Regions from separate parts of the Homo sapiens genome. Here region 1 is linked to region 2. A link is an interaction called in ENCODE POLR2A ChIA-PET data of the cell type or tissue named here. Cell type or tissue: Panc1. All regions are shown on one strand.

Evidence for each region. Peaks named below come from ENCODE experiments on the same cell type or tissue, not always from the same donor. Only the 100,000 strongest peaks of a DNase experiment are listed, where the experiment ranks them.
Region 1: POLR2A ChIA-PET joins it to region 2 with 6 read pairs; 6 of 35 experiments call an interaction of 5 or more read pairs at or near these places.

The regions. Positions count from the first base shown.
Region 1 is chr5:172,827,649-172,830,148 of GRCh38, forward strand. No RefSeq gene overlaps it. Among named protein-coding and RNA genes, the nearest start is that of ERGIC1, 5.4 kb to the right of the region's middle. In Panc1, no CTCF peak of the experiment used is centred here; no DNase peak of the experiment used is centred here; H3K27ac peaks cover 1,806 bases.
Region 2 is chr5:172,730,126-172,732,625 of GRCh38, forward strand. No RefSeq gene overlaps it. Among named protein-coding and RNA genes, the nearest start is that of DUSP1, 40 kb to the right of the region's middle. In Panc1, no CTCF peak of the experiment used is centred here; a DNase peak (open chromatin) is centred at 1,441; H3K27ac peaks cover 979 bases.

The DNA.
Region 1 (2,500 bases), 98 kb after region 2:
TCCCCAGTCTGTGGTATTCTGTATAGCAACAGAAAATGGACTAAGACCTTGTGTATTGTTTTAAAGTTTTAAATTTTGGGTAACGTGTTTTGCAGCAATAGATAACTAATGTACCCAGCCTGCTTCTCTCCCCTTGACTAACTTCTTCATCAGGTCTCAGCTCAGACTCTTCCTCCTCCCAGAAGCTTTCCTGACTCTGTCCAAGACACCTGATGGTTTAGCCTCCCAATACCTCCTTCTCTGGCTGCACTGCCCAGACTCTTCTTTAGGGAACCACTCTTCTTCCATCTGAGTCTGTGTGTGTAGGATGAGGGTGACTCCACCCCAGGTTTGAGGGCCTGGCTGCCAGCCTAGGCCTGGCCAATCAGCACTCTCCAAACCCCTGGAGCCACTGTTTAGGCTGTGACCTAAGCCAGACCCTTGGGGGTCAGCCCAGGAGCCTTTCAGGAGGTACGGGGGAAGTGGTAATCTTTATCTCCTGGCATTGCTGAGTGGGAAAATATCAGCCTGGAGCTACAGGCACACATTTTGCCAGCACAAGGGGAAGCCTGCCTCAAGACGAGGCCAGAGGAAAACAAAGAAGAACCTGGGGATGGGAAGAGACAGATTCCTGATGCAATTGTTGAAGTGCCTGTATCCAACTGTGCCTGAAATCCAAATCTACCTCTGGACTTTTGGACTTTAATTTTTCTTTTTTCTTTCTTTCTCCCTCCCTCCCTTTCTTCCTTCCTTCCCTCCTTCCTTCCTTTTTTCTTTTTTTTTTTTGAGTGCCATAGACAGTGTGTGTTGCTTTTAGATGATTTCTGTCACTTTCAGCTGAAAGAGTTCAGACCAATTCATCCCCACGGGTGGAATCAGGGACTCCCTCTAGACTCCCAGATCCTCTGGTACCACCCTTGTCACTGCACTTATCACAAAAAACTGCACCAGAGATACGTGACCCTTTCCCTGTCCCTGATTTTTTTGTGATGGTATCACACTTTTGCTTACCTCCTCCCTTCTTTTTTGAAATTTGAGGTATGTCAGGTTCATTTCTACATCCAGAGTATCTGCCTAAAAGAGGTATTCAGTGAATAATGGTATAATGAACAAATACAAGAAAGGATGAATGAATGAACACATGAGTGTCTTCTAGTTGGTCAAGAGACTTTAATAGAGTGAGAAAGGAGAGTTGTTTCTCCAGAGACCTACCTGCTATGAGATCTAAGTTACACTAAAGTCCTCTCTGAGCTGACAAAGGATTATTATTTTTAAATCTCTCTTCACCCAGACCACAGATGAACCGGCCGCACCCATGGGACACAAACCCATCTCCCATTACAGAAAAACAAATCTGACCCAGCCATTCTCTGCTTAAAACAACTTTTGGTGATGTTTTGGACGGGAGTGGGTGGAAGGGAGTGAACATTTGGATTCAGAGAACATTCGGTGTTATAGAACATTCATTTGTTTATTGACTGACTCATTAGACAAGCAATGAATTAGCACCTACTATGTGTGGGCACTATACATGTTACTCCATCCTCACAGCAAGCTCTGTCTTAGGCCAATGTATTTGTTATCTGCTACTGCATAACCAATTACCCTAAACCTAGGGGCTAAAGCAACAAACATTTGTTATCACACAGGAATCCAGGTGCAACTCAGCTGGCTGCCTGTGGCTCAGAGTCTCTCACGAGGTTGCAGTCAAGCTGGGGGCCAGGGCCGTGGTCATGTCAAGCCTCCACTGGAGCAGAAGGATCCATTTCCAAATTCATTCACAGGGTTGTTGTCAGGCCTTAGCTCAACCTTGTCCAATGTGTGGTCTGCAGGCTGCCTGTGGCCCCGGATGGCTTTGAATGCATCCCAGGACAGCTTTGAATCCAGCCCAACACAAATTCTTGAACTTTCTTAAAACATTATGAGATTTTTTGTGATTTGTTTTCCTCATCAGCTATTGTTTGTGTTACTGTTTTTTTGTTTGTTTGTTTTTTGAGATGGAGTTTTGCTCTTGTTGCCCAGGCTGGAGTGCAATGGCGCAATCTCAGCTCACTGCAACCTCCGCCTCCTGGGTTCAAGCCATTCTCCTGCCTCAGCCTCCCAAGTAGCTGGGATTACAGACACCCACCACTACACCCGGCTAATTTTTTGTATTTTTAGTAGAGACGGGGTTTCACCATGTTGGTCAGGCTGGTCTTGAAGTCCTGACCTCAGGTGCTCGGCCATGGCCTCCCAAAGTGCTGGGATTACAGGCGTGAGCCACCGCACCCAGCCCGTGTTACTGTATTTTATGTGTGGCCCAAGACAATTTTTCTATTTTTTTTTTTTTTTTTGAGACGGGGTCTCCCTCTGTCACCCAGGCTGGAGTGCAGTGGCTCCATCTCTGCTCACTGCAACCTCTGCTTCTCAGGTTCAAGCAATTCTCCTGCCTCAGCCTCCTGAGTAGCTGGGATTACAGGCATGCGCCACCATGCCTAGCTAATTGTTTTTGTTTTTAGTAGAGACGGGGTTTCAGCATGTT
Region 2 (2,500 bases):
AAACAATCCAGAAACGGTAGAACCAGGATCTGCACCCCAAAGCCTATGTTCTCTCGCTGTCACAGGCCTCTCGCTAAGCCCGACACGAGGGTCATCCATTCTGGCTCACGATCCCTTACCCATAATTCCAAAACCCTGAAAACCAAAAGATAGTTCATAAGTTTGGCCCCAAAGCTCATTTGGCATGACCCAGCTCCACCATTCACAAGCCATGAGGCCTTGAACAAGTAATGTCATCACTCTGAGCCCCACAGTCCTGTAAAATCTGAAACACGGGAGAGTCGCCGTGCTGTCCTCACCAGCAGCCAGGAGGCCTGAGTGACTGTGGGGGCCCAGGATTCTGCATTTAACAAGTCCTCGAGGGACTTCTGATGCACACTCTGTTTGGGCACCACTCTTTTAAGGCATCTACCTGACCATGCCACTTCCACGCTCTAAAGTCTTCTGTAGCTCCCTATTGCCTTCTGGATAAAGTCCAAGAGCCTTAGCATGGCCTGAACTAATGGGAAGCTACATACTGATAGTTTTTATTTTTTTCCACTTTGCACGTGCATGTTTTGATGCAGAAACAGTTGTGTGTTTGTTTATGGATGAAGATCCCCATTGGGTGTGTTAGGTGATAAAGGGTGTACAGTTAACCTTTGAATAACACAGGTTTGAACTGAATAAGTCCCCTCTTACATGGATGTTCTTCTGCCTCTCCCACCCCTGAGACACCAGGACCAACCCCTCCTCTGCCTCTCCCTCCTCCGGCTACTCACCGTGAGGAGGATAAGGATGAAGATCTTTATGATGATCCACTTCCGCTTAATGAACAGTAACTGTATTTTCTCTTCTTTATGATTTTCTTAAAAACATTTCCTTTTCTTTGGCTTACTTATTTTAAGCATATAGTATATACAACATATAACACACAAAATATGTGTTAACTGACCATTTATGTTATGGCTTCCAGTCAGCAGAAGGCTATCAGTCATTAAGTTTCAGGGAAGTCCAAAGTTATAGGTGGATTTTGACTGTGTCGGAGGTCAGCACCCGTAACCCCCATGTTGCTCAAGGGTCAACTGTATTTCCCTTTTTAAAACCTGAAAAACCCAGAATCCTGAAACCTCCAGTCTCAAGGGATTGTGGGCCCTTAGTATTCTAAGGCACCTGTTGTTTGCTAGGCACCAGGCTGAGCACTTTGCACAGGTGATCGTGTTTCGTCCTAGCCGACCTAGGCAGACGCGCTGTTATCATCCCCACTGGACAGATGAGAACACTGAGGCTCCAGACAGTGAAGCAACTTGGCCAGTTCACACGGCGGTAACAGAATGAGCCTCGAACCGCCACCAGGAGCCACACACGTCGTTAGCATGTGCTCTGTCATTTTCTCCTGCCCTCGTCCCTGTCTGTCAGCCTGGCTGGGCACCAGGTAAACAGGTCCGAGGCATGAGTCACCTCCAGCAGCCTGTCACGGGGCTGGGAAAACAGGCTGGCCACCTCCTGTCAGCCAGGGCCACAAGGGGAGGGCTTTGAATGCTGGTTAGAGCCTTTCAATTTTATCCAGAAAGCAGTTGGGAGCCATGGAAGGGTTTAGAGCAGGGAAGTGTCGTGGTTATGTGGATGACCTAAAGGAGTGGTCCCCAATCCTGAGTGCACATCTGAATCCCCAGGAAGCTTGTTCAACACAGAGCGCTGGGCCCCACCCCAGAGTTTCTGATTCAGTCGTTCTGAGGTGGGGCCGGGGAATTTTCATTTCTAACAGGTTCCTGGGCAACACTGTTGCGGGTGGTGCGGTGACCACACTTTGAGAACCAATGTTCTAGAACAACACAGTGGGGGGAGGGTAGCAGGTGTGCCCGGACTTTCCACTGTAATAAGAGCCGTCATTTTGGGGTGCCAGGGATGTGCCACATTCATCACCCCCACAGCGCACACAGGATGAACTGAGCCTCAGTAAGGAGAAACTGCCTGTCCGGGGCCACACAGCTCAGAAGTGGTGGCCAGGGACTCCCATCTTGGGGACTGGGGTTCCAGAAGGATCCCCCCCTCCCACTGCCCTACCTCTTACCTGGTACCTGTGACAGCTTGGAGGATAGCACGGGTGGCCATCCTTAGTGAGCTGCACTGAACCGCTATGGACTAGGTCAAGGCACTCTGGAGTCGAGCAAACAGATGCGGGAACTGGCATCCCCGAGCTCTGGACCCCAGACCCACTCCTCCTCTGGGCTCCAGACCCACTCCTCCTCTGGGCCCCAGACCCACTCCTCCTCTGGGCCCCCAGCTGTAAAGAGATTGTTCTGACTCCCCGTCACTCGGGCAGGGCGAGGAGCAGTTTCAAGCAGACCCAACTACAGATGCTGCAGAGGGAGGGAGGGGTCGTCAGAGCGAGCCTGGAGACCCCCATCCCTGGAGAAGCCTCTGCCTCCAATCCCCCAAATGGCTGCATCAGAGAAATCCAGGCCATTTCTCCCACAAGCCCTGCTCTCCAGCTGGATGGTGCCCTCAGCCTCCCCTC